Regions from separate parts of the Homo sapiens genome. Here regions 1, 2, 3 and 4 are each linked to region 5. Evidence: chromatin loops called from intact Hi-C (ENCODE). Cell type or tissue: heart right ventricle. All regions are shown on one strand. Links, peaks and the distances in the headings refer to the core of each region. The heading gives the core; the rest is flanking DNA.

Region 1 (5,733 bases), core at 988-4,987, 330 kb before region 5:
ACACATCCCACAGTGAATTTAACACCACCAATGACACTGATGAAAAGTTGATGGCTTCATAACATCACCATGTGCAGACAATAATATATTCATTGATAAAATACTACTCCTGCAAAAACTGTTCTGTTTATCTTATTTCTACCACTGCTGCAGTCACTGTTGAGTTCTAATAACACGTGTGTGAACCTCAAGCTTGTACCTCTGTCACTTTTCCTCTCGTCAGCATTGTGTTCTACATACACATTAATTCAGAGGGCTCCCAGCTGCTCGGGTGGTCCCACATGGGCACCAGCTCTCATCGAAGTTCACGGGTTTCAGAATCACACCAGCCACCATGGGCCAAATCAGGTGTCCAACCCCTTCAAGTAAACGGGACATTTACAATAAACATTAACAGCACAATTATGAAGACAAGGGAAGGCCGGACACGGTGGTTCATGACTATAATCTCAACGCTTTGGGAGGCTGAGGTGGGAATTCAGCCTGGGCAATACAGTAAGACATCATCTCTGCAAAAATAAAAATAAAAATTATCCAGGTATGGTAGCGGAGGCTGAGGTAGAAGAATCACTTGAGCCTAGGAATTTGAGGCTGCAGTGAGCTATGACTGCACCACTGCACTCCAGCCTGGACAACAGAGGAAGACCCTGTCTCAAAAAAAAAAAAAAAACCGAAAACAAAATAAAGACGAGGAAACAGAACATCAGTTACTTCAACTCTGTCAGTCTATGGGACCACTTGGGATGTTTATTTGTGTTTAAAATATGTAAAGTGATAAAACTGTGAACTTCAAGGTATAACATTTTTTGTTTGACAAATATACATATTAGTTCATACATGAAATATTACTGATTTTAAATACTATCTTTAAAAATGAAAATGCCGGGCGCGGTGGCTCACGCCTGTAATCCCAGCACTTTGGGAGGCGGAGGCAGGCGGATCACGAGGTCAAAAGATTGAGACTATCCTGGCCAACATGGTGAAACCCCGTCTCTACTAAAAATACAAAAATTAGCCAGGTGTGGTGGCAGGCACCTGTAGTCCCAGCTACCTGGGAGGCAGAGGCAGGAGAATTGCTTGAACCCGGGAGGCGGAGGTTGCAGTGAGCCAAGATCGCGCCACTGCACTCCAGCCTGGGCAACAAGAGTGAAACTCCATCTCAAAGAAAAAAAAAAAAAGTATTCACTTTTATCATGCCATGATTATACATACAAAGTTCAATTTAAGACACTTTACACTCTGCATTTTTTTTTCTGGACATGATTATAAGTTTTATCTCTTGACTATGACTGATAATAATTCTGCCATACAGAAGAGGGATGTCTTGGTCAGTTTAGGCTGCTGTAACAAAGTACCATAGACTGGATGGCTTAAACAGCAAACACTCCCTCCTTGTGCTCTGGAAGCCAGAAGTCCGAGATGAAGGTGGCAGCGTGGTCGGGGTCCTCACCTGACCTTTCCTTGCTTCATGCAGAAAGAAGAGAGAGAAATCTGGTATCTCTTCTTGTTTTAAAAGGCAGGAATCCCACAGCGGGGCTCCTCCCTCGTGACCTAATCTCACCCAGAGGCCCCACTCCTAATGCCAACAACTTGGGGCTTAGGGTTATTCAACACATGAATTTCGGGAGGATACAAGCCTTCAGTCCATGGCACAGGGGTTGTTAGAAAAAGTTATAACCGGCCGGGAGCGTCGGCTCACACCTGTAATCCCAACACTTTGGGAGGCGGAAGCGGGCAAATCACGAGGTCAGGAGTTCGAGACCAGCCTGGCCAACACGGTGAAACCCTGTCTCTACTAAAAATACAAAAATTAGCTGGGTGTTGTGGTGGGTGCCTGTAATCCCAGCTACTCGGGATGCTGAGGCAGGCGACTCACTTGAATGAGGGAGACGAGGCTGCAGTGAGCCAAGATCTCACCACTGCACTCCAGCCTGGCAACAGAGCAAGACTCCATCTCACAAAAAAGAAAAAGAAAAAGTTATAACCTCTGGGTGTCAAATGTGCTTAGAAGGCCCCTGGGACTCAGGGTATGTTTGAAAGGTGGAACCAGCAGGTGAAAACTGACTACAAGTGTGAGGACGGGGTATGTTGGGGTGCCTGGGCTGGCACCGGCTGTGGGAGGAGCAGACGTGGCTGGGCATGGGCAGGGAGCAGGAGTCAGGTGTTCAGGAATGTTCCATTTGTGATACCTGCTGGACATCCCTGCTGAGCTCTCAAGTGGACAGTCAGGTAACCAGGCCGAGGGCCCAGGGAGAGGTCGAGGCTGAAGGGCAGAACCTGGGAAGCATCGATAATTACGTGGACTGGAATACAAGGAGACTGACTGCCTGGCGGCACCTCAAACAAATAACAAAATCACAGGCACAGCTCTTCAACGCGGCCACAGGCATCGGAGAAGCAGCTCCCCCGGGACTGGGCAGCAGTGGGTCCCTAGCTGGTCTGAGGGCCCAGCAAGGTGAGACTGACGTGAGCCAGCCAAGCAGGGGTGGAGGTGGGAGACACAGGGGGTGTCTTGAGAGCACAGTAAGCAGTGCCGTGTCTGATGTGGGATTTTACCATCAGGCCTCAGGAGAAGATTGAAGAGTTCTAAGTAGGAAAGTGACGTGATCCGATTTGAGTTTTGAAAAGATCACATAAACCCTGCTTTGTGGAGAGGGGATTAGAGAAGCAAAGTAATCTATTCAGGTGAGAAATGACACATGGGGACCAGGGCAATGTCAGCAGAGATGGAAAAAGCTGGTAGAGCCGAGAAACCAGAGGCAGGTGACCCACACAGGAGATGAGTATGGAAGGAGGGGACTGGGCTGAGAAGAAATCCTGGGTGTGGGGTGCCCTGTGCTGAGACAGGGAAGGCAAGGGAAGGGAAGGGCACCATTTAGTTTAGACATAACTCACCCCAAGAGGAAGTGGGGCCCAGTCCCACTCTGCAGGGCTCCTTGCTAGAGGAAATGAAACTCGGTCATTCATTCAACAACGGGGAACTTAGAACTCACTGGCAGTGGGCACTTGGCCAGGTCCTGGGTCCGATCCATAATAGTGAGCAAAACAAAGTCCCTGCACTTAAGGGAGCTTACATCTCATGGGGGACCCAGGCAATAAGTAGGGAGACGTGGACAGATTGGGGGTACATGTGAAAGCAGAACCAGTGGGACTTGCTGATGAGCTGGATGCAGAGAGTGAGGGAATAAGAGGAAGCAGGACAATTTCTAAGATTCATCATTGAGAAACTGGGTGGACAGAGGTGGCTCACACAGACTTGAGAAAGACTGGGAGAGAACAGATTTCAAGGGAAAAATTAGTGATTAAGTTTGGGGCACGTCAAGTTTGAGAGATTTCTTGGACATCCAAGTCATGGGATCAGGTAGTACCTGAGCTCCTTGGAGGGCCTGGCACACACAGGCCACAGTGCTGGAGGTCACGTGATGGATGGGCTGGCCGGGGAGATAAGACGAGGGCCCACAGAGTTCGGGAACCTTGGGAAGATGGAACAAGTCTCACCGAGTCTGAGAAGGAAGGGGTAAGCCACACAGAATGGGGTCACAAAGGCCTTAGGAAGGCTACGTGTGTCGTCACCCAGGGTGATGCTGCTGAGGGAGTGGGGAGTGTGGATTTGACAATGTGAGGGTTCAAGGCCAGGGTCATCGGTAGAATGGCTTGGGAGGAAGGCCATGGAGCAGGATGCAAGACAAAGAAGTGGTGAGGAATTAGAGACCACGCCAAAAGCAGCTCTCGTAATGTGACTTACACAAGGGATGATCATAAAACCAATAGAGAGGCATTTTCATTTTCACAATTCAACTTTCAGTCCATGCCAGATGTTGCTGCTTAGAAAGAGGATACCCAAGAGAGGAGCCCAGTGCAGGGCAGGGATGTTGAGTGTGGCCTCAGGACCCATCTTTCTTCAGGGCTGGGGCTTCTTTTGGGGTCGCCCTTGGCTAAACACCAGCGTGATTGGAAACTTGGAAACCCAGGGCATCTTCACACCCAGTGAGGGCCTGCCAGCCCTGAGTGTGGCTCCACTGCCCCTCCCTGAGCTGGGCTCTGCTCACAGCTCACTGGCTCTCACCCAGCTATTTGTGCATCCATTTGTTTAAAAATTCTTGCTGAATCCAAGGATTCAGGCCTGAATTAGACCTCATTCTTGCCCAGGAGGACAGATAAGGAGGCAAAGAAGAACATGATAAGCTTTGGGGTGGCGGGGGCATGAGGCTGCAGCGACAGGGGAGAGCCTGTGCCAGTCCTGTCTGGAGCAGATGGGCTGGGAGCTCCTCAGGGGGAGGCGACTCAAGTGCCAGCCCTTAACAGCCAAAGGCAGTCATCCCAGTAAAGAGGGCAGTGGATCCCAGGGCTTAGCAGGTGGCAGAGGAGAAATGCCTTGGTTGGGGGCCAAGCTGGCCCTGGGTCTGGATTACGCATTTTTCACTTTTCCATGTGTTTCTCTCAGTAGTCCTGGGAGGTTAAGAGAACCTGAATTATTCACTGTGATTAGCAAATGATTAAACCGAGGCCCAGGGCCGGCCTCACCACCATCTCAGGCAGAGGCACAGGATTGGGAGCCATGCTTACAAGTGCTTACCAGCACTGGGCTCTTTACACACACGGCCTTCTTTGCTCTTCTGGCTTCTTGCAGGAGGTATCTCTGTGGGACAAGGGAGGGAGGTGAGGCCCAGGAGACCACACTGCAGTGATAGGGAGGTCAGGCAGGGTCTGGGAAAGTGTCCCTGCCGCGTACCACCCCCAGCTCAGAAGGGGGCCTGAGGCCTGGGCTTTCTGAGCCCTATTGACCGGGGGAACAGGAGCGAACCCTGGCTCTCTGGAGACGCCTGGAGCCTTGGTGCTGACAAGGCAGGGACTAACCCGGAGCCGCAGCCAGTCAGCAGAACAGCAGCTGTCCATGGCCTGTGGTAAGGGCCCATCTACCTGCCCCTGGAAGTCAACATCATTGAGTCTCTCTCCTTCCTGCTCTGCCAATCCTAGATTATCTAGGACTTGACGTCCCTCAATGGCTCAGTCTCTCCAAGCCCAAGGAGTGACCCAGAAGGGCCCCCTAGGCTGCATCACCACCTTGATAGAGTTGGATAGTTGTCCCTGCCCACATCTCAAGTTGAATTGCAATCCCCACGGTGGAGGTGGGGCCTGGTGGGAGGTGATTGGATCATGGGGATGGATTCTCACGAGTGGTTTAGCACCGTTCCCTTAGTGCTGCCCTCAAGATAATGAGTGAGTTCTCCCACGATCTGGTTGTGTAAAGTGTGAGGCACCTCACACACACCCTCTCACTTGCTCCCACTCTGCTTTGTAACATGGCTGCCCTCCTTTTGCCTCGCACCATGACTGGAAGCTTCCTGAGGCCTCCCCAGAAGCTGACGCTGCCATGCTTCCTGTATGGCCTAGAGCACCATGAGCCAATCTGACTTCTTTTCTTGATAAATTACCCAGTCTCTGGTATTTCTTTATAGCAATGCAAGAACAGCCTAATACACACCTCCTCTGGGTCCAGGAGGTAACACTGTGCCTGGGAGGTGAGCCCCACTTCCCACAGGCCCCAGAGGTCTTGGCGGCAGCAGGGAAGGCAGGTCCTATCTGGAGACCAGGTGAGAACACGCTCCAGGCTCCCCTGAGTCTTTCATGGGCAATAAATGGCCTGAAGAGCCTGGGCCTTCCCTGCTGTGATCCTTTCCACCCCTGCCCGCAGCTCAGGAACTCCAGCTTCACCTGGAGCAGCCTGCAGAT
Region 2 (5,733 bases), core at 582-4,581, 110 kb before region 5:
TTTCTCACAGTTCTTGAGACCCAAGTCCCAGATGAAGGAGCCAGCAGATGTGGAACTGGTGAGGGCTTGTTGCCTGTCTTGTATCCCCTGCATCTCCCATGGCCAAGAGAGAAGAAATCATCTCTCATGTCTTCTCTTATGAAGCCACTGGTCCCATTCATTATGGCTCCACCCTCATGACCTAATTACCTCTCAGAGTCGCCACCTCCAAATGCCATCACGTTGGAGATTAGGACTTCAACATGAGTTTTGGTGGAACACACACATTCAGTCCATAGCAATGGCCTTTATTACACTGAGGTAGTTTCCTTCTGGTTCTAGTTTGTTGAAAGTTTTTATTATGCAGGTGCATTGAATTTTGTCAAATGATGTTTCTGCATCAGTTGAGATGATCATGTGTTTTTTTCCTTCATTCTGTTAATGTGGCATACTACATTGATTTTCATATTTTGAACCATCCTTTCATTCTAGGGATAAATCTCACTTGGTCATGATACATAATCATTTTTATATGCTGTTCAATTCAATTTGCAAGTATTTTGCTGAGGATATTTTCATCAGTATTTATAAAGGACATCAGTGTGTAATTTTCTTGTTATATCTTTGTCTGGCTTTGATATCAGGATAATACTGACCTCATAGAATGAGTTAGGAAGTATTCTTTTCACTTCAGATTTTTGGAAAAGTTTGGGAAAGATTTGTGTTAGTCCCAGGAGAGCCTCTCAGGTCCCAGCATGTGCTGGGAGCCTAGTCACAAGCCCTGGCAGTCAAGGGTGTGGACACCCAGGCAGCTGCCTAGCTGTGTGGCCCTGAGCAAGGGCCTTCACCTCACTGTGCCTGACTCCTCAACTATAAACGGAGAGGAGTGGTACCCCCTGCCCTGAAGTGGAGAGAAGAATGGTACCCATTGCCCTGGAGTGAGGAGAGAACCAAATGAGCCAGTATGGGTGTGCCCAGCACAGGGGAGGCAGCAAGGATGCTGCCTGTGCCATCAGCCGGCAACATCTCACGGTGTTCACAGTAGCCCTTCAGGACAGAGGGACCCAGGGCTCAGAGGGCACTGGATCTGCGCATGGTCACTCAGTTGCTGGTTCCTCACTGGGCACATCCAGACCCCTCTGCCTTCAGACTCCTGCATTTCTGCCTTGCCACACAGGAAAACCAAGAGGGGGAGGTGGTTTGGAGTAGGTCATGGGGCCCACTGAGCCTTGGGTATCCTGGCAACTGCTTCTTATTTTCCTTGTTCCTTGGAGCCTCTCTGGGGGTGCTAGGGCTGTGTCCATGGAGAATCAGCACAAATGTGCCTGAAGGAAGGAGTTTCAGGAAGCAGGAGGCTCCAGGGCCTGCCCACCCAGGCTGACACCCCTGTACCTTGTGGGCCACAGTCAGGAAATCCCAGAGCCTGGGTGTGGGAGGGTGGTCCGAAGACCTCTTTTGTCTCCCCCTCCACACACACACACACACACACACACACACACACACACACACACACGCCTCCCTTCTTTGCGGTGGAGCCTCTTTACTGCCCAGTAGCCCACCTTCTTCTCCCAGCTCTCCAGGCCCCAGAGCACTTGTCCTCAGAGGGGCCGCAGCTCCCAGGTGGGAGTGTGACAGCGTCTCCATCCTACCTGGGCCACCAACCTATTGAAACTGGTGTCATCTTAAGGACAGCCAGCGCCTCTTGACTCTGACAGGCTGCCCCAGGGTGAACAAGTTTCTAAAGGTGGCAAGTCCCACCTACCCAGTAGACAGGCTGAGAACAAAGGAAGACCCAAGCACTAGCAAGGAGAGCCCTCCCCTCCCTCGGGGACTGCGGCACTTCATGGGCAGGGCCCGGGGCCCTCCATCACAGCCCACCCCGCCCTGTGCCCCCTCTGATGCAGTAGAGTCAGTGAATTGTCACTAGCCTGGTGCAGGCCATCCAGAGCACAGTGCCAGGGCCGGGCACAGGGCGTGTATGACAGAAGAGCCATGTGGGGTCTCAGGAGGAGGCTGTCAAGTCCAGGCTCAGAAGCTGTGATGTGAAGGACAGTGCTTCATGGAGTTTGGGGCAGGTTTCCAGCAGAGGGTCTGGGCCAGCAGGGCAGGTGCAGAGAGGAGAGGGCAGGGCCCTGCCCTCAAGGAGGTACAGAGCCAAGCCTACTGGCTTCGGGACCCACATGGTGCCCCTGTGTCCCTGCAGCGTGGTCTCAGCATGGACCCCCAACCTGTGGTGAAACCATTGCCCTGGGATGTTCAGCAGGACTGGGTCAGCTTCTGCCTGGCTCAGCATGGCCATTCCACACTTAGAGGCTGACCACAGGACTAACTGGATCCTATGTGGCCACAGACCCTGCTCACATAGCACTGGCCTTCTGAGCTGGTGGTTAATCCAACCTTCCTCATCCCCCAGAGGACCCCCAAAACAGGTGCTTGGTATAAATGTAACTCGCCTTCCTTCACTGGTGACCTGAGGCCACCTGATGGTCTCTCTTTGCCCTCTGTCCCCGTGGGCCCCAAAGAATCTGGGAGCATGTTCCTCCTCTGACTCCGGGCCCTCCAGGCCATACCAGCCCCTGGTTTTGCTAAACATCCCCCAAAGCTGTGGCCCCGGGAAGCGCCCCTCGGACCATGGTCTGCTGCTGCTCTCCTTCCAACTTCGAAGGTCCCCTCCCGTCCTGGGGTATGAGGAACAGTGGTTTCTGGGAAATCTGGAGCCACCCCAGTGTTTGCAAGGAAAGTGCCCAGCAGGTGGTGGCAGCCGCCACAGTTACTCCTCAGACTAGCTTTACTCATGGCTTTAGGGAGTGACGGTCATGCTTCATTCCAGGCCTCAAAGCCTTAGCCATTCCCAGGCCTTGCTCTGCCCAGGCCCAGGCTGGCCCTTGGGCAGGCTTATGGGGAGCCAGGCCAGAAGAGGAGAAAAGCGCCATATTGTGTGACATGCCCCTGGCTCAGAGCGGGCTGTGCCTGGGAGCGGTGCCCTTCCGCAGGAGACAGGGTGTGCGGGTGGGACGCTGGAGTGCCTGGCTGGTTTGGGCCCCACTGCATGCAGAGCAAGGCCCAGCCTTTGGGGAGGGAGGCCTGGTGTGGCGGAGCAGAGCAGGGACCAGCTCCACCAGGCCCATGGGTGGAACCACACAGGCTGTGGGCAGCGGGGGGCTGCAGCCACGGCAAGGACCCCAGACCCAGGGTGGTCTCCAGGGCTCTTTTGCAGTAGGAGTGGCAACAGAGTTGGGGAGGCTGACAAGTGGGAGGCCTGCCTAGGCTCTCCCCGACCGCTGCCTTCCCCCACACCCCATGTCTCAGGTGCCCTCCTGTGAGTCGAGCCGTCTTTTCCAGCAGGAGCCCGTCAGCTGATAGCACCCCTGCCTGCCCTTCCTGCTGCCCTTGTTCCTCTGCCCGCCCCCATGGCCTTGTGAGTCACCGCCCCTCCCCTCCGCCCCATTCCCCCCGTGCCATTTGCCCTGGCCTGCTGCACACTGAATGCCCTGAATCTGGAGCCACTGCACAGGGCACTGCCCTCCCGGCTTCCCACAGCCCTTGCTGGGCTGTCCCTGCCCACTCACATGCCCACATGCCACAGCCTCCCCGTGAGCCTGGCCGCCCTCCCTGAGGCAGGGGTGGGCCCACCACCACCCTCCACATCCTCGCCGGGATGCCTGGCTGGTTCCTTCCAGCTTCTGGGAAGCAAGGTCCCAGAGCGCCGGGGTGAGGAGCACAGTCTTCTCCAGTACGTGTCTCGCCCCGGGTTGTTCTGTGTCCAGACTGGTGTGGGCGTCCCTGCCCTGAGAAGGTGTTGGGTGGGTAGCTGGGCGTGGAACACAGGGCCCACCTTACCTCCTCAGGAGCCCAGCCACAGTTAAAGCCGCTCCAAGCCAGGGTCCTGCCAGGCGTGGGCCCTATGGAAGGATACACATGGTGTGAGCAGGCCCAGACTGCCTGGCATGGACCCTCTGGGGATCCCTCTCCCCACACCTTCACCAGGTGGTCTCTGTGGCACTGAGAGGGCCTAGAGCTGGGCAGGGCCAGGAATCCCTGGCACTCTTGCTGGGCCCAGCCCCCCCGGCCTCAGTTCACCCTCCTCACTGTTGCCCTGTGCCGCCTCCCCTGCCGGCTCCATCCAGGCCCCTCTCCTGGCATCCAGGGGCCTTCTCCTGAGCCGGACCCTTCCCCACACAGCCACCCTAGGATGGAGGAGCTTGGCAGGGTCTCCCCTGGCGTTGAGAAGAGTGTGCATTCAGAGGAGCCTGTCAGCCCTGAGCAGGGAGGGTGTTGGACGGAAGGAATGGAGGGCAAGAAGCACCTATAGGGAAGCCTGTGTATGCCCTTGGGGAAGAGCCTGTGGACAGATGCCCGCCGGCGCCCCTGCACAGCTGTTAGCCACATCCTTGCTGGGTTGCCTCCGTGAGGTCTGTCCAGGGCCTCCCCGTGGAAAGAGGAGGGGCCAAGTGATGGAAAGCAGCAGGACTGGTATGAGGCAACAAGAGCCCCAGGCTGGAGAGGCCAGGCCAGGTGAGGCACACAGCCTGTGCCCTGGCTCCCTTGAGGTCCACCTTGCCCCAGGCATGGCGTCAGCCTGTGGAGGACCCAGGTCCTGCAGCCAGGGGCTCTCCCTCAGGCCCTGGTGAGCTCATTTAGAAGCCAGCTGCTCCCGCTGACGCACCTTCTGAGCTCACCCAGTGCCTGGGGCCCTCCCTGCCAGAGGTCTAGCCCCCAAGAGACACAGTGAGGATCCAGACTGAGGAGGCTAATGCTTCCTTCTGCTGCTCCAGTGCCATGGCCGCCCCAAACCTCCAGGACTCACACCTCACTGAGCGCAAACCCACAGCCTTAACTATGGGGTGCTCTGGACCCAGGGCAAGGGCAGTGGGCAAGAAAAGTAGCCCTCCCCCATGCCGGGACTCCGGCTGTCTGAGAGGGTGTGTGAAGCCCCCAGCCTAGTAATGCCTGCACGGGGTACTCACTAAAGACAAGAAGGACAGGCAAGGGGACTCTACTGGGACAGTTAGGTCCCTAGTTCCTCCTTGTTTTATTGTGTCAGCTGAGATCCCCAGTACATGCAGAATTGCCTTAGAGAGAGTGGACATCTTTGTCTTATTCATGATCTTAGAGGGAATGCATCTGACTCTTCCCCATGGGGACCATGCTTGCTCTAGGTTTTGGGGATACTTTATCAAATTAAGGAACTTTTTTTTTTAATTTGAGACAGTTTCACTCTTTTGCCCAGGCTGGAGTGCTATGACACGATCTCCGCTCACTGCAACCTCCACTTCCTGGGTTCAAGTGATTCTTACGCCTCAGCCTCTTTATAGGTGCGTGCCATCATGCATGCTAAATTTTTTTTTTTTTTTTTTTTTTTTTTTTGTATTTTTAGTAGAGACGGTGTTTCGCCATGTTGGCAAGGCTGGTCTTGAACTCCTGACCTCAAGTCATCCACCTGCCTCAGCCTCCCAAAGTGCTGGGATTACAAGTGTGAGCTACCACGCCTGGCCAAATTAAGGGACTTCTATTCCTAGTTTCCTGAGAGTTTTTATTATGAATAGTGTTTTTAGCAGATGCTTCTTACACATTTACTGAGCTCTGTAGTCTGTTGCTGTGATGAGTCACATGTATGGATTTTCTCCTGTTAAGCCATCCTTGCATACCTGGGGTTACTAAGTATGGTCGTAGTGTAATATCTTTTATATGCTCAATTGGGTTGGATTTGATAAGATTTTTGTTGAGGAATTTTTGTATCTATATTTGAACTCT
Region 3 (5,733 bases), core at 1,124-5,123, 54 kb before region 5:
TCCAGGAGCCCCTTCTCACCCCATCTTCACCACCCTTGTCCCCCAAGATCACAGCAAGATCACACCCACCCCGGTCTTCTGGCTTCCCTCTTGGCCCCTCTGTGTGACCCCCACACAGCAGCCAGAGTGCCCCTCTTAAAACTGAGCCAGGCCTAGGTGCAGTGGCTCACGCCTGTAATCCCAGCACTTTGGGAGGCTGAGGCGAGTGAATCACCTGAGGTCGGGAGTTCGAGACCAACCTGACCGACATGAAGAAACCCTGTATCTACTAAAAATACAAAATTAGCTGGGCGTGGTGGTGCACGGCTACTCAGGAGGCTAGGGCAGGAGAATCACTTGAACCCAGGAGGCGCAGATTGCACCGAGCCGAGATCGTGCCATTGTACTCCAGCCTAGGAAACAAGAGTGAAACTCTGTCTCAAAAAAAAAAAAAAAAAACTGAGCCAAGCCAGGTTATTTCTTTGCTCAAGCTCCCCAGCGCCTCTCCATGTCTCTCAAAGAAAAAGTCAAAGTCTTAACCATGGCTCCAAGGCTACGTCAGGGGTCAGCAAACTAAAGCCCACAGCCACACGCATTCAATTGCCCTATCTATGGCTACTATCTGTCTACCACGGTTCACCTGCGGCTGCCCAGCACTGCCACGAAGACATCAAGTAGCCCCATGAAGAAGCCAGCAGTTAACACCACACTGCCAGCTGTGTGAGGCTCCACCTTGGAACGGGGGTCCCCAGCACAGGTAAGCCTTTGGATGGCATCTGACTCCAAGTGGAAACTCCAGCTGAACTTTTCCCCAGCGCCTGACCCACAGACTCCATGGCCATCATACATTTATTTTGAAAGAAAAATAATGGTTTTTTTCTCATGCCACTATGTCTTGCCACAGAACTGTGTGTAATCTCCCTCTGTCATAAACATATCTGTATACACATTGAAGTGTGTATATGTGCGCATATATATGTGTGTATGTGTGTAACACCTTATAGAAATAGATAAGCAAGAACTTTGCTTTAATTTACTTTAATTAGTCTTCATTTCTTTCTTTTCTTGGCTGTATACTCCCCTTTCCTCTCCCATCTCTGTCTTACCACCCAGATACCCTGTCAATAACCTAATTTGTATTCCATCTATTCTCCGTATTTTCCTTTATCCTTACATATAATAATCAAGCACACGTGTGCATATTGATGCGTATATACCTCTACACATATGCATACATAGAGGTATTCAGTTAATTCATTGCACAGTGGCATCTTGTTTCACACATTTTTCTGTATCATGATTTTCTCAGTCAATGATGCCTTGTAGAAATCCCTGTGAAATCTACTGCTCACAGCCTCACTGGATCCTTTTTGTGGCTGCACAATATTCCATGCTGTAAGGGACTGCAATTTACTCACCCAGCCCTGGGTGACAAACAGTCACTTTGTTACCAATTTGGGGCCCCATGGTAAAGTCCCTGTACACAGCCTCACTCACTTGTGCTTTATTTCTACGTCTGGTTGCCCAGAGTGGGGCTGCTGGCCCGAAGACAGAGGCATGTTAAATTTCAACAGATGCTGCCCTGCTGCTTTCCACATGGCCTGATGTCTGGCCCTGGGAAGACCTGAGCTTTTTCGTGCTGTGGACACAGGGCCTTCCAGCTGTGCCAGGCTATCACCGGCCTCATGGAGTCCCCACACAATCAACACAGCTCAGTGTGAAGCCTTCAGCAAATCCATGTCCTGTTGTTTCTCCAATTTTTCTCAGGCCCAAGTACACTTCACAGGCTGGTCAACACCACGTGGGTATAGACAAAATGCACACCTGAATTCCTCTTTTTTTTTTTTTTTTTTTTTTTTTAGAGACGGAGTCTCACTCTATTTGCCCAGGCTGGAGGGCAATGGCGCGATCTCAGCTCACTGCCACTTATGCCTCCTGGGTTCCAGCAATTCTCCCACCACAGCCTACCAAGTAGCTGGGATTACAGGCACCTGCCATCATGCCTGGCTAATTTTTGTATTTTTGTAGAGACAGGGTTTCACCATGTTGGCCAGGCTGGTCTTGAACTCCTGACCTCAGGTGATCTGCCCGCATTGGCCTCCCAAAGTGCTGAGATTACAGGGGTGAGTTCACATCCCGCCTGAATTCTTCTTTTGAGTTTTGCTTTCAGAAAAGAAATGCTGCCCATCAGGGTTCAGCAGGGCAAAGGTAGCTTAGACATCCACCCCTTCCAGTTCCTGCCTGACATCAGGCCCCTCTGGTGTCCCGCCTGACCAAAGGGAACTGCCAAAATGCACCTGTGGCCACCCTCCTGAGGAAGATGTTAATGTTTAAATTTGGGAACCTCCAGTTCCCAACTTCAGTTCATGGAGCCCTCCGTGTCTTCGAAAATTTGCAGGGCCTCCTAGGCGCAGGCAACACCTGGCAGGTGCATTTATTAAGTAGTTAGGTCCAAGCCACCCAACAAGCACGTATATGCTAATTACTCAGCTGGCGTTTGAGAAAGTGATACACGTAAGTAGAAAAGAGAATAGTTTTTCTTTAATTCTTAAATACCTGCAATTCCTTTGTAACAGGATGTTGGACACTGCACAGCTTCTCAAACCCACCCACCTGGTGCCTGTGCCACGGTGATTTCCACGTGGTACTGAGCCCACCTTTGCACAGGGAGGAAGGAGGACGAGGAAGGACTGGCTGCAGCGTCGCCGGCCTGGTGACTTCAGGGGAGCCAGCGGTCCCCACCGCGGCCAGCAGAGGGCTCCGCGCTGCCCTCCAAACAGAACCCCTCGCGCAGCCGCGCCACCCCGCCCGACCGGAGGAAACCTGTCCTCTCTCCTCGCCACCCAGTCCCCGGGCCCTGTCACCCGAACCCCGAGGCCGGCAGGAATTTAGAAAGGGGGCTGGAGGCCGGTAGCCGAGGCGGGTTCTGTGCCGAAGAAGGAGCCTGGCTGTGGGGTCGCCCCCGGCGGAGACGCGGGCGCCGAGATCCGAGCCCCAGGGACCCCATGGCACTCCCGAGACCGTCCCCGGAAAGGTCGCGCGGCCGTCGCCGCCGGGAGAGCGAAGGGCAGGGCGGGCAGGGAACCTGGCCCTGTGTGCGAGTGGGGACATCGTCTATTGGTCTTCTTTTTCTGCACCTTTCCCATCTTCTAAACGGGGCGGCCCTCCCGAGAACGGCCTCCTAAGGCAGTGGGGCTTCCAGCGTCCCGCTGTGCTCCCCGGGAGGGTTGGAGGCTGCAGAGGCTGACGCGGGGCAGGGCGGCCCCTCAGGGAACCCAATGCTGGCGAGGAAGCGGGCGCTCGGGCCGCGCCGCCGGGCTCGGCCTTCCTCGTCCCCAAGCTCGCCTGGAAGGGAAGAGCAGGGAGGTAGAGCGCAAGGTGACTCCGCCACAGCCGCCGCCGCGCTCCCGCCTCGGCCCGCGGTGGTCGCGCGGGTGACCGGGCGCAGCCCCTTGGGCCTCCTCTCCCCTGCACAACCAAGCCGGCCCCCCAGCCTCACGCGGGAGGAGAGAGGCGCACTTGTGGGGTGCAAGACTCCCCAGGCAGCAACATGAGAGTGCGCCCCAGAAACTTCCACCAGCACCAGGGAGAGTCCGGACGGCCGCAGCTAGGAGTTCTTAAACGAGGCGAAGAGACCAGAAGCCAAAGGAAAAGACTGATTTTTAGCCGGGCGCGGTGGCCCACGCCTGTAATCCCAGCACTTTGGGAGGCGCTGTGGCAGGAGGATCACTTGTGCCCAGGAGGTCGAGGCTGCAGTGAGCTGTGAGAGCGCCCAGGCTGGTCTCCAACTCCTGGGCTCGAGCACTCCTCCTGCCCCGGTCTCCCAAAGTGCTGAGATTACAACCGTGAGCCACCACACCTAGCCCCAAGTTCTGTTGTTTAAAAAGACACCACAGGGCTGGGTGCGGTGGCACACACCTGTAATCCCAGCACTTTGGGAGGCGGAGGCCGGTGGATCATGAGGTCAGGAGTTCGAGACCAGCCTGGCCAATATGGTGAAAGCCGGTCTCTACTAAAAATACAAGAATTAGCCGGGCATGGTGGTGCGCGCCTGTAGTCCCAGCTACTCGGGAGGCTAAGGCAGAATAGCTTGAACCCGGGAGGCGGAGGTTGCAGTGAGCCGAGATCGCGCCACTGCACTCCAGGCTGGGTGACAAAGTGAGACTCCATCTCAAAAAAAAAGATACCACAGGGCCGGGCGCCGTGGCGAACATCTGTAATCCCAGCACTTTGGGAGGCCGAGGCGGACGGATCACGAGGTCAGGAGGTTCAAGACCAGCCTGGCCAATATGGTGAAATCTGGTCTCTGCTAAAAATACAAGAATTAGCCGGGTTTGGTGGCGCGAGCCTGTAGTCCCAGCTACTCGGGAGGCTGAGGCAGAAGAATAGTTTGAACCTGGGAGGCGGAGGTGGCAGTGAGCCGAGATTGTGCCACTGCACTCCAGCCTGGCAACAGAACAAGACTCTGTTTCAAAAAAAAAAGACACCACAGGCCGATTGTGGTGGCTCACGCCTGTAATCTCAGCATTTTGGGAGGCCGAGGCGGGCAGATTACGAGGTCAGGAGATCGAGATCATCCTGGCCAACAGGGTGAAACCCCGTCTCTACTAAAAATACAAAAATTAGCTGGGTACGGTGGCTGGCGCCTGTAAACCCAGCTATTCGGGAGGCTGAGGCAGGAGAATCACTTGAACCCGGGAGGTGGAGGTTGCAGTGAGCCAAGATCGCGCCACTGCACTCCAGCCTGGGTGACAGAGAGAGGCTCATCTCAAAAAAAAAAAAAAGACAACACAAAGAGAATAAAAAAAAAGCAACAAACTGGAAAAAAGATATTATTGGCAATACATATACCTGAAAAGGAGTCATATCGAGACTATATATTTTTTATGTATTTGTTTTTCGTTTATTAACTAAGAGGAAAAAGGCAAAACTCAAAGAATTAAAACCCAGAACAGATCTTCCTAGAGAGCAACCAGGAGGCCCATTAAATGTGTGAAAAGATGTCCAACTTCATTTATTATCAACGAAATGTAAACTAAAACAAGGACATGCCATTCCACACCCACTAAATCAGCAAAATTTAAAATCTCTTGTCAACATAAAGTGTTGGGGAAGACTTAGAGAAAAAGGAACTTGCATACACAACTGGCGGGAATGTAAACTGTGCACTGACTTTGAAACACAGATTGGCAGGACCCAGTAAATGTGGGCAACCAGTAAAGCTGCTTTCCTAGGGCCCTGCAAGCCCACTCCTCTGAGTGTATACACCCGGGAGACCCTGGCACATGTGGGCCAGGACCCACATAGAAGAATGTGTGCAGGAGCCTTGTCTGTAAAGCAGAAACCTGAAAACAATCCAAGTGGCTATTCACTGGAGGGAGCAGGTAAGAAACTGGTAAGTAGACAGCAAGGAAAAGGAATGAATGCACAGGCATGCGTGACCCTCAAAACTGCCTGCTGCAGAGGACTCCAGTTATATACGATTCAAAAAACAGGTAACAGTAAATAATATTTAGGTTAAACCAATGTTTCTCAACCTTTTTAAAAATCACCTCCCCTGGGCCAAGCGCGGTGGCTCACGCCTGTAATCCCAGCACTTTGGGAGGCCGAGGCGGGTAGATCGCCAAGTCACGAGATCGAGATCATTCTGGCTAACATGGTGAAACCCCGTCTCTACTAAAAATACAAAAAATTACGCTGGGCATGGTGGCTCACTCCTGTAGTCCCAGCACTTTGGGAGGCTGAGGCGGGCAG
Region 4 (5,733 bases), core at 866-4,865, 130 kb before region 5:
AGCAACAAGGAGGGCAGGTGAGGCTGGCCAAGACCCACCTCGGGGCTGGGAAACCCCGGGACCATACCAGGGGTGTCAGCAGAGCAAAAGAGAGGCCCCAGGCTTGCAGTCAGACCAGCTGGGCCAAATCCTGGCTTTGCATCTCACAGGCTTCTGCAGCTCAGGTTCCCCATCTGTAAAATGGGCATACTCATAGTGCCTGTGCAGGAGGTAGACAGTTGGAATTATACCCACAGTTCCACTGTGGCCTCTGTACTATAAGAGGCTAGAATCTGACCCATCTGTCCTGGAGACAGGGAAGAGACCTCCAGAGCCAGCTAGGAAGTCAGCTCTTGTTCTCACTCCATGAATTAGTTGGTTTGCAGGGAGCTTCCCTCAAAGCAGCTGAAGTCTGTGCAGGTTGGGTCCTGTTATCTGGGACATCACCAAGTGTCATCACTGGCCTTCCAAGGTGATGACCTGGAGCATGCTGTGTTTTGGCTGTGGGGGTCTCCTGCTCACCTTGGGCTATGGCCTTGGGACCACCCAGTGCCTTCCTGACTGTGCCCATTTGACAAAAGGCTGTCTCTACCAGGATCTCCAGAAAGCTCTGGCCCTCTCTGGCCAGCAGCCAGGATGTAGAGACTGTGCACATCTGTCCTGGTGCCCAGGTCGTGAGACCCTGTGGGTGGCAGCCTGACCCCACCCCCAGCCATCTGAGAACCTCGAGACCCAACCAAGAGGAACCCAGGGTCAAGAGGAGGAAGGGGTGGATGCCACGTGATGCTGGCCCTGCACAGAGGCTCGCCTGGCTGAGGGCCCAGGCCTTGTTCCTCGGATGCAGTGGTTCCTCCCTTCCCTAGACCCCACCAGCTGCTATCACCCCCTACATGGTATCTCCAGGGGTGTAACTGGGGAGCCTTGTGGAGTTTCACCTCTGTTCCCACTGCAGGCTTAGCTGGGTGCGGCTCGCAGGTGAAGACCCCATGCACTGTGCTCCACCCCACCCCTGCCTCCCTGCAGCCTCGCTCAGCACCACTGTCCTGCGTTTCACATGTTTCCTGCCCTTGTGTTTATGCTTTCGCTGTAGATGTGTGTATTCCTTAAATGATACACAGTGCTGTTTTGATGTTACTAACTTTCCAGAACCCTTATCAAACTCTGCTTGACCTTCTGCAACTTGCCGTCTTCACTCAGCCTTGTTTTGAGATTTATCCCTGTTGGTCCCTGACATGCGTGTTTAATTCATTGACTGCTGGACTTAACATCAAGGTAGTCCAGACGGATCTCTGCTTGGTTCTAATGCAGCTGCGGGGAGCAATTCACTTTGGCCATCACAGTCCAGGTGCGGCCACGGTGCTCGCTCATGGTCCCTATGTGTCCCTAGGAGTGTGTCAGAGGGAGGTTCTCCTCACCACCATGCTGTGCCCGTGGTTCCCGATTGTTTGGGCGGGCACTCTTGGCTCATTTCTGCCAGGCCAGGAGCCAGGAAATGGGACCTCTGTGCTCTTAGTGCATGTTTCCCCATGGCAGAGAGATAGCATCTTACCATGTGTTTATCGGTCAGTGAGGTCTCTTCCACCGACCTGTTCACGTCTTTGGCCTGTTTTCCCCTACAGGGTTGTTTGTGCTTCGCGTATTGGTTCGTAAGCGTTCTTTATGTGTCCTGGTGCCAGGTTCCATGGGTAGCATGCTCCCCGCTTCTCTCCTCCTGTTCATCATTTCTCCATGTGTGGACTTGGGCCTGTGGCATCCCGGTGCCTGCACCAGGTAGGGCCAGGCTGGCCCAGGTACATCCCATCTTCCAGCTGAGTCACATGCCAAGAAGAGGTATGCCTGCTGACCTCTGAACCCCATGGGACCCTGCTGGTGGTGAGAGCTCAGCTGGGGGCTTGTTAGTGTGAGCAGGTGGACAGATGGCAGCTGACCAGCATCCTCCCTGCAGCGTGCACCCCCCAGGGCCTTCCCTGGAGATCCTCAGCAGTGCCCACGGTGGCACCTGCACAGCCCTGAGCCCAGGAAGGCCAGACAAGCAGACAGTTCCTCACGTGCCAGGGCCCCTCACAGCGATTTTGCCGCATGTGTTGGAGTCCCTTTGAGATTGAGTTGGAAGGAAACCCAACTAAAACCGCCTAAAACCAGAGCCTGGAACCCACGGCTCTGAAGTCACAGGGACCCCCCCACCCCAACTCCCAGTGAAAATCTGGGTGGGCGTTTCCCAGAGGGAAGCCTGCCTGTGTCACCCCCCAAGCCCGGCCAAAGAGCTGAATGTCCACGCCCTGTGCCTCAGCCTCCCCCCATGACAGTGACGACACTGCTGTCTGTGCCTCCAGCCTGGTGCCTGGCCCTGCCCTCACTCCCCAGGCCCCTTGGGCACCGTCTGCTGCGGGCGCACCCAGGGCTGTCCCTGTGGGGCACTGCTGTATGGATAAAGCTTTTCGCACCCCCTCAGAAAGGAGCATGGGGGTGGTAGCCCCCTCATCATCCCAGCCTTGGAATGTGCCCCCACCCCATGTGACCCCAGCCCCATATTTGCAGTACCCCTGCTGCCATGCCCCCACTGGCTTGGGACAGAAGGGCCTACACATCACCATCCACCTGAGAATTAGAAAGCGCCTTCTGCTGCAGGGCTTGCAGGAACAAATGTTTACAGCCCCTAGGCGGCAGGGGGAGCATCTCCCCTCTGAGTTATGAGCTTTAGAGGCTCCTGTGTAAATATTTACCTCTCTAGAGCATTGGTGACCGTGGGAGATCGGGATCTGTAAGCACTGAGGTTTTCTGTTTGCGTCATCGTGGCCAGGGTGGGGTGGGGGTGTCGTCCTGGAGCAGGGAGCCAGGCTGTGGAGCGTGCAGCTGCGTTCTCCCTGGAATCCTGGTCCACATTCCCTGGCAGAGAAATCTTCGCAGCGGCGCGGCCACGTCCTCCAGCCCGACCACAGTTGATGGAGGGAAAGCCAGGGAAGGCACTGTCCTGTGGAGTGACACCAGCGTGCTAGCCCTGCTGAGGAGCGGAGGCACAAAGGAGGGCATTCCTGTCCCGAGGGTGCAGTCTGGGAGCAGGGAGGGGCTGTGACAGTCTCATTCAGGCCTCACTGTCAGGGGCGCTGTTTTGCAGATGAGTAAACTGAGACTCAAAGAGCCTAAATAACTCATCACCTAAGGTCACCGGTGGCAGAGCTGGGATTCACACACAGGCCTGTGCCTGCAGGATTTCCCCCAAACTCCTCCCAGTGACAAGTCGCAGGCAGGTCACTCCCCAGAGTGGGGGAGCCAGGCGTGTGGCTCATGTCCGCCACAGTGCCTGCCTCTGGGAGGGTAACGCAGCTGCTCTGCGAGCAGGTGGGCTCGCCAGGGAGTCCAGGATGGTGCAGGGAACCTGGGCAGGTCCTGAGGGACTGCTGGCCCACCCTCCTCAAGGTCCAGCTGAATGAGTGGCCTGCTGGAAGCAGCTGTCACCAGGTGTGATGCTTCAGCTCCCCTGAGAGGATCAAGGGCAGGCAGAGCAGATGGTCTCCCGGGGGAGTTGAGAGGGTTGTGATGTCACCCGTAAGGAGAGGCTCTGCCCAGGCACTAAGCCGGGGAGAAGGTAGGCCCCAGAGTGAGAGTGGGTTCCAGCTCTGCCTGGAGAACAAGGGCCTCAGCCAGCCGGGCTCCAACCCTTGCCACAGCCTCCTTCCTTCCCGCCCACTGCAGACCCCAGGGCTCCCGGTTGGAGGGGCTCGGCCCCTCCTCTTCTGCCTCTGTTCCCTCCTGGCAGGCAGGAAGGTGAGCAGGTCTGAGCAGTTGGTTTAGCTCACGCAAGTCCAGGCAGGGCCGCTTGTCGGCACACGTCCTGAACCCTGCAAAAGTTCAGGCCTCCCAAGTCATGCTTTAAAACTGTCCAAGCAGGCCCATCGGGAAGCCAGGCCCAGCAAGGAGGGGTTTGTTACTCTGCTTTCCTGGAAGCTGGGCTGGCAACGTTCCCAGCAGAGAACATCATTCTTACAAAGTAGAGGGGTGTCAGGTTTCAGCCAAGTGGGTAAAAGGCAGGTATTGGGATTGGTGTGGCTGTTCCAGGACAGGAGCAAACCCCCATCCTTCAGCAAGTGGGTCAAATGGGGACCCAGGCAGGCAATGGGTCAGGCCAGCAAAGGCTGGAGAATCCAGAATGGAGAGCTTAGGAGGCCCTCATAGCAGGGAGCTGCCTCCTGCATGACACTGACCCTGTGCATTCCACACAGATCACAGGCACTGCCCTGGGCCACCAGGAAGGCCCTGGGGACCATGTTCCATGGGTTGCCACAGAGCCAGGGGATGATGGCCTGCAAGTGTGTGTGGGTGCTCAGTCACCCGCCCTCCCCAGTGCAGCCCAGCCCAGCTGCAGGAGAGGAAGGTAGCCATTCCTGAGTGTCATGAGATGCTGAGTGCTCCAGGGTGGGTCCTCTCACTGACCCAGTGAGGGCTGCCACTGCTGTGCGACACTGCTGTGAGCACTCTGATGGGACACAGTGTCACTGTCCCTGTTCTCTGGTACATGGGTGCCTCCATATCTTCCCAGTGGCAGAGGGTTTTTGGCCAGCATCTGACTACAGCGGCTGTGTGCATTGCTGCAGTGCTGGGCTCTCCCGAGAGGGGACCCACGGGCAGAGGTCACCAGCCAACCCAGGGACCTTTCTGGAGTCCTGTGCAGCTGTCCATTAGCAAGGCAGCCTCCGAGGGATGCCAGGGCCTTACAGTCTGTGACAGGTACTTGTTTCGTCCTCCTGCCCCTTAGCCAAAGACAGCTTAGTGCCCAGGCAGTGGTCCTGGTCCTGAGGGGCTAGAGGCCCTCCTCTCACCAGGCCTGTACCATGCACCATCTCTGTCCCTGGGGAGCACCCACACAGGGAGACCCAGTTTCTAAAGGCTCGGACACACTTCAAGAGGACGAGCATGGCTGGCAGCATCCCCCAGCGTAGGGGTCGGGGAGGGGGAGCTATATTAGGGTTCTCCAGAGGGACAGAACTTATAGGATATATAGAGACAGGTGAAAGAGGATTTATTGGGGGAATAGGCTTATGCAATTAGGGAGACTAAGATGACCCGAGATCTGCCATCTGCAAGCTGGAGAACCAGGGAAGCCAGCGAGCAGGCTTAGTCCAAGGCCAAAGGCCTGAGAACCTGGGGGCTGTGGTGTTAGGTCCCAGAGCCCAAAGGCCCGAGAACCTGGAGTTCTGATGTCCAAGGGCAAGAAGATGAGTGTCCCAGCTCCAGAAGAGAGAGGAGATTCACCCTTCCTCCACCTTCCTGTTCTGTTGAGGCGTGCGGTAGATTGGAAGATCTCTGCTCACGCTGGAGAAGTCAGTCTTCTTTTCTCAATCCACCCATTCAAATGCCAATCACAGACATACCCAGAAACAAAGCTTTACCAGCAATCTTGGTGTCTTTTAACCCAGTGAAGTTGACACCTAAAAGTAGCCACCACAGTGGCCTTTGGGTGAGGACCTGGGCACCCACACTGGGCTGCAGTAGCGTTCTCCCAAGGGAGCCTCAGCCATTTATTTCTAGGCACCTCCCAGATGTCCCCTTTAGCAGGCAGCCTGGATGTCATGAAGCAGAAGGATGTTGGCCAACAGGTGGCAAGTGCCCACTTGACGGGGTTGGCCAGCCAGTGTCCCCCCACCATGTATGGAGGAGCATCTGGGCCCAGACAGGTGCGTGTGCAGGTGGGACTTTAAGCTCAGGGTTTTGCATGATTGGGTGCTAGATCTGGAAACTACGTTTTAGGTACTTCTC
Region 5 (5,733 bases), core at 670-4,669:
AAGGAGTGTAACCATAAGGAGCACCATCCAAATTGAAATCTCTTAACTCTTTCAGATCTGTTCGTACAATCTGGAGAATATAAAAAGTCATTTGTTAAGCAACCATGCAGACAGCTCTAATGCGGTTTCCTTCAGATACAGAGTGGCTCGCTTAAGGCAGCATGGAAGGCTGCTCCGTGGTTAGTGGCACAGGCACTAGGGGCAGATGCACTTTGATTGCTCCACTTATTACCTGGTTGACTCACTAACATGTAAGACACTTCTTAGCAAGGTGTGTGGGAGTAGGAATAAAACAAATTTCAACTGCTTAGCCTTTCTGTGCCTCAGTTTCTTCATCTGTAAAATGGAGATAATGATAATGACAGTACCTATCTCACAGGGTTGCTGGGAGGATTATGTAAGTTAACATATGGATGGACAGATGTAGAATAATGCCTTGCCCATCGTAAGTACTCAACAAGGATTAAATGTGGCTATGTTACAATCAGGAAGGCACACTTCAGGCTAAGCCAGTGGAAGAGAATTCCAAAGAGGTGAGTGAAGTCTCTGTCCCAGTGACTTTCACACACATTACATCCTTCCACTCAGGTGGCTGACTTGGGTTTCCGCCCGCTCGGGCTGAAGTGGAAGGCTGTGGGCAGACGTACACTTATGCTGTTTGAGTTTGTATGCTCTAAAATCACATGTTCCCTTTCACTAAGTCAAACCCTGACGGCCGGAAGAATATCCGGAGGTTCCCTACTGCCAAAGCCATGTATCCACTTAAGCTTCGTCTATTACCCATGACAATAACTCCTATCTTTTGGGCAGATAATTAGAGATGATGGCAAGCACTGCTAAATGTTAATTTTCTAATTTTTAGTTTTCATGTTAAATGAATTAAGTCAGATACAAAACTGCACACATTATGTCATCACAATGATGTTAAAAAGACAGAGAAAAAGATGTAAAGGAGATAAGCTAAATGCAAATTTAAAAAGTGATGACATCTATGTGATACATATTTTCATATTTTCTAAATGTAAAATAAGCATGTCCTTTTCCATAAGTGGAAAAAATAGCATTTAAAAAGAAGCAATTTGTTGCTTTTAATACAAACTGTCAAAACTTGGCCTTTAAGGGCCTACCTGATCAGCATCCACAAACAGGAACTTGTCAACAACTAGTGGGAAAAGTACATCCAGGAAGAGGATCTTGTAACCCCAGATGATACGCTGTTTTTCAGTTTGTTGATGAAGCCACCGGGGCCATTTGTACTGAACAAGCTCATACTGGAAATTGTATTCATTTGCCATGTAAGGTATAAACTCCTATTTTTAGACATGGGAACAACAAATAATCATTTCTTCTGATTAAGAAAACTGCTTTCATAATGTAAGCCAACCACCATGATACGGGACAAATAAAACACATTTACCAAAACAGTGGTCTTACAAAGACCGGCCGTGACCCACTCATGACTACATAGAAGAACAGATATAAACCTTTGTCAAATCCCCATTTCTTTATGACTTCTGGTCACCACATGAAATGACAGAATGTTCAAGAGAAGGATTTTAGATGTATATCCCTCTGTGTGTGTTTTTACAGCACATGAACTTTAAGTCCATTTGTCTAAACTTGATTTCAGTAAGGCATTTACTGAGCTTGATGACAAGCCTTCCTCGAGGCCAGATCTAACCCAGGGAATAACACTGCAAAGCCAGAACTCTGGACAAATGTGTTGTCCTTTTTGAATAAGTCTTTCAGATTCTAAGTATAAGCACCTTTAGGCGCCAGCAGTAAAGTGCTTATCAAGGAGAATGGTTATTGAATATATTAAAAGTCACTTAGTAAATTCTACAAGAAAAAAAAAGGATGCAAATAAATCAACTTAGATGACAAATACTGACTGATATAAGTAATGCAGAAAACATTCCAAGTACGTGTTTTGTTTTGCACAGAGGAAGCACTACTTCCATACATCATCTAGGAGTGGTTCATGCTAACACCAATCATTCTCTTCAATGTAAACCATCGCTGTGCTTTCTAAATTAAAGCAAGCATGCAGGCTTCAGAGGAAGGAAACGTTATCTCAGTAAGACACTGCTAATAATAACAACAACAAAAGACTCTCCTACCATATCATCCAAGTTTTTAAACACAATTTAACTGTTTCCTTCAAATAGACCAATCTGGAAGAATAATCAAAATAAAAATATGCAACCAAATTAGGGTATCTTAGTAAATGGAAAATTTGCTAAAGTATACAGATAAAACAAAAGTCATGAAAAATATACAGTAAATATCTCCTTAATAAGAATGTTTTCCCTTTCTCTGTGAAACAAACCTTAAATGTGGGGGACAAGTAATTCTTCAAGAACCAGAATTTCACAGGAGTCTTGGTATTCTTCAGCACGGATAGCATCATTATGCTGCCAAACAAAAGCAGGTAATTAATAACAGCTTTCCAATGTTATTTAACCTCAACATTATGTAGAGTCAATCACGAGACACCTAAATGCTCTTTACGGCAGAGCTAACTAATGGCTCAATTAGGCCGAGGGAGACGCTCAGTGATGGAAAATGAAAAATTGTACTTACTCCAACTTATGAAGTTATCACTAAAGAGAAGGGGCATTCCTCACCTATAAAACTACACTTAACTGACAGAGGCAAATGTTTTAATTCTGTTACACCTCTAAATAAACTGCTTCATGAACTGATATATTAGTTATGGTCCAGATGAACCCTGGAAATCGGGGTAACTGACATCACTCCCCAAAACTCCTGTCACATGACATCAGCATCTGGTGCTAAGGGAAGAATGTGTAACCACAGCGCCTCCTGCAGCCTACACAGAGGCCCTGCTTTAGAGAGGAAGGCTACCAGCTCCGGCCTCCTTACTCAGAAAACAAAACCACATTTTTGAATGGAGGAATTTAACCAAATTCGGTTGTTATTATTGTCACTATTTTAGGTAGGATATTATTTCTTGGAAATAAGAGGGCTAAAAATGAGACAAATGACATTTTGATTTTCTATACTAGATCTGTAGTGAAAAATTAAGAGTGAACAGAGCCCTGGCAATGAGAAAAGTGACTCTCAGGCCTTCCTGACAGTGCCTCTGGTGACCACTACATCAGGCAGCCCTAGCCCGTGGCCTCTTCTGGCTGTAGCTGTGTGACCTTAGACAAGTCCCTTCACACTCGGGGCCTCAGCCTGTTTATAAAACAGAAGTGTTCACATGTAAGAACTAAGCTCTCTCCTGGCTCTAAAATCCTGTGAATCTTTACAAGGCAGTGAAGTATTCCATGGTTCTGTTCTGATTCTATTCTCTATGTCAACCTCCTAATCTCTGGGTTAAGCAATGTTTGGCAGGCAGTAAACAGTACAGTCTATGAATGTGTACAGTGACGTTAAAGGGCTGCAGCCTTGTAATATCCAGAAGCACTCACTACATAGTTCAACTTCACAGAGACGGCGGGATCAAAACAAATCCAATGATAAATGGCAAGCCAGTCACAATGCTCAGAGTGCTTCAAAGACACAGGAGTATAATGAGCAGAATCCCACAAAACCTTTCCTCTCTAAATAAGAACACTGACCAATTCATTCATCATATATAATGAAATAATCAACAAGACTGACCGAAGAAATCTTTCGTAGAGATGACCAGATGCAACGGAGAAAATATTAATTATGTCATCTTTATCTTGCTTCACTTCCTCAGTCTTCTGTCCTGTAAAGCCCCTATAACAATAAGGGTAAAAAAAAGACCACTTGAAACACTCATACAGACACACGGCCTTTGAAAGTAAGAGGAAAGAGACTGCGCTTCCCATCCTTCCCTAGCGGGTGAGCTGCAGCAGGAGTGGTTATGAAGCTTCCCTCACACCCTGGAGAGACCACAAGACTGACAAAACCAACCTACAAAAAGAATGTTCACTCTCCGACAGTGTTGTTTTAGGAAGAGACTGAACACAGGCTGCACCAGAATGCAACTTACACAACGGGAAGTAAACTGAGCAGGGAGCAGTCAAATTTCCAAAGAGCAGGTACAGGCAATGAGAGTCACAAAGTATGGAGCAGAAGTAACTTCCCCACTAGGAGACATGAACCTCTTTTGGATCAATCGAGTGGAAAATACTCATCTATGCCAAATATAAGTGTGAGATGTAGCTGCACAAAGTAGAATGTGAAAGGCCCAGACAGAATCACAAGATGCAAAAAGGAGGGATGGATGGTGCTTATATCTCAGTTTTTCCTTAAAAACATAACTCTTACAATGTCAACTTACCATTTGAAGGAATCCCAAAATCCAGATTCATTCTCACTCGTTCCATCACTCAGCAAGTCTTCGTTCACCATATCTGCCTTCTTCTGAACCTGCAATCAAATGTGATAAACCTTACTCCCAGTATGTCTCACAGGCATAAAACTGCCTCTCACTGGATATACACTGTGAGCCTGTCATCAATAGGGAATTATCAATCAATTCTCTCACAAACAGGCACAACCCCACCCAGAGTCTAGAAGGATTCAATAGAAGTATCTTCGCCAGGACATTCACATCATAACCTTATGTGAGGAGACAGCAACCTCTTTTAATTAGATGAACCCCATTTTCAGCTTGCAACATAGGCAAAGAGCCGCAAACTCAACTGTGCAGTGAAACCAGAAGCACGATTCAATGAGTCAACAGCTAGTTCCAGGGAAGAGTGTGGCTGCTGGGGGCTCTAGCTGTTGGGAGGGAGGTATTTCATGTTATGACCAGTTTTCAGGATTCACTAGCACAAACAGGGGTTTCTTCTTGGCAGTACAGTGACCATTTTTCTTCTCAACAATGGATGGCCTATTTTAGGTTTCACTGTGTGTAATGATTCTTTCTTCAAGAATATACTGTACTTGAATTTAAGGCACTAAGAGCTTCAACATTCAGAGAACGGAAAGTACAAGTCAAAAGAAATTAAATAGGACTATCATTTTATTATTGTTGAAAATTTCCATTGCCAGTTCCCCCAATATTGAGAAAAGAATCATCAACAACACTATGAATTGTGGCTATATAAACAACATAGCATCTATGAGAATATTTTATATAAGATGGGACATGTTCTGCACACCGAGATTACCCAAAAGGTACAATCTTTCAGTTGAGGGAAGCCACAAACTCACAGTTACAAAGACATTTTGCCTTAAAGCAGTATCCCTATAATTGCCATAGCAAATTCCAAAGAGACTCTTGGGCTGGTTCCAAGATACATATTTTTAAATGACAGCTGTCCAATAACAGAATGCCACTACTTTTACCAAACTCACCTTCACTTTAATAATTTTGCTTTTGAAGTTGTTGAGGACGATAACCACCTCATCAGCATCAGGGGGAGAATCAGTGCCATCGTGGCTTTGCGAGAAAAGAAAGATCAATATTACAAGGCACAATTCTCAAAAGGCAGCAAATGCTCTCAGAGCATCTGAGTCCATCATCCTTCTCATAAAGGAGTTTTCCAGATCCAGCTATCTTCTTGCTCCTTAAGCTCCTTCGAGCTGCACAGAAGCACGTGTTGAAACCTCTCTTTATATAAGGTGCATGCCCAAACCTCCTTTGTGAGTCCTCTTGCAAATTACCCATCACGTAGTGAGAGGCACCCATGTGTGGTAACCACATGGTGAGTACTAAACAACCGCCTGTGTTCACAAGCTCTGAGCCAAGCACAGAGCCTTCGATAAAGGAATGCAGGGAACAGGCCC

Evidence for each region. A loop is a pair of places that touch in the nucleus more often than their neighbours do. Peaks named below come from ENCODE experiments on the same cell type or tissue, not always from the same donor. Only the 100,000 strongest peaks of a DNase experiment are listed, where the experiment ranks them.
Region 1: a loop joins it to region 5, with 2.8 times the contacts of the local background. A loop is called at or near these places in 2 of 110 quality-filtered maps.
Region 2: it touches region 5 in a loop (2.4-fold over the local background); 32 of 110 quality-filtered maps call a loop at or near these places.
Region 3: a loop joins it to region 5, with 9 times the contacts of the local background. A loop is called at or near these places in 66 of 110 quality-filtered maps.
Region 4: it touches region 5 in a loop (2.9-fold over the local background); 59 of 110 quality-filtered maps call a loop at or near these places.

What each region holds. Positions count from the first base shown.
Region 1 is chr2:128,511,301-128,517,033 of GRCh38, reverse strand. The region is part of intron 1 of LOC105373611 (a long non-coding RNA gene); the gene reads right to left. Among named protein-coding and RNA genes, the nearest start is that of HS6ST1, 200 kb to the right of the region's middle. In heart right ventricle, for the core only: no CTCF peak of the experiment used is centred there; a DNase peak (open chromatin) is centred at 3,012.
Region 2 is chr2:128,290,431-128,296,163 of GRCh38, reverse strand. All of the region lies in intron 1 of HS6ST1 (heparan sulfate 6-O-sulfotransferase 1), which reads left to right. Among named protein-coding and RNA genes, the nearest start is that of HS6ST1, 26 kb to the left of the region's middle. RefSeq lists an enhancer at 494-1,043. In heart right ventricle, for the core only: a CTCF peak has its summit at 2,736 (motif pointing right); no DNase peak of the experiment used is centred there; H3K27ac peaks cover 1,022 bases.
Region 3 is chr2:128,230,698-128,236,430 of GRCh38, reverse strand. No RefSeq gene overlaps it. Among named protein-coding and RNA genes, the nearest start is that of HS6ST1, 85 kb to the left of the region's middle. RefSeq lists an enhancer at 2,555-2,644 and silencers at 2,685-2,874, 3,195-3,394. In heart right ventricle, for the core only: CTCF peaks have their summits at 2,526 and 2,733 (motif pointing right); DNase peaks (open chromatin) are centred at 2,770, 3,244 and 3,536; H3K4me3 peaks cover 1,184 bases; H3K27ac peaks cover 1,008 bases.
Region 4 is chr2:128,303,461-128,309,193 of GRCh38, reverse strand. All of the region lies in intron 1 of HS6ST1 (heparan sulfate 6-O-sulfotransferase 1), which reads left to right. Among named protein-coding and RNA genes, the nearest start is that of HS6ST1, 13 kb to the left of the region's middle. In heart right ventricle, for the core only: CTCF peaks have their summits at 2,637 and 3,817; DNase peaks (open chromatin) are centred at 2,800 and 3,933; H3K27ac peaks cover 1,551 bases.
Region 5 is chr2:128,176,467-128,182,199 of GRCh38, reverse strand. UGGT1 (UDP-glucose glycoprotein glucosyltransferase 1) reads right to left here. Exons shown (of 41, transcript NM_020120.4): 32 at 5,302-5,386; 33 at 4,280-4,368; 34 at 3,631-3,732; 35 at 2,330-2,414; 36 at 1,128-1,310; 37 at 1-70. Among named protein-coding and RNA genes, the nearest start is that of UGGT1, 88 kb to the right of the region's middle. RefSeq lists an enhancer at 2,671-2,965. In heart right ventricle, for the core only: CTCF peaks have their summits at 2,640 and 2,848 (motif pointing left); a DNase peak (open chromatin) is centred at 2,819; H3K27ac peaks cover 1,381 bases.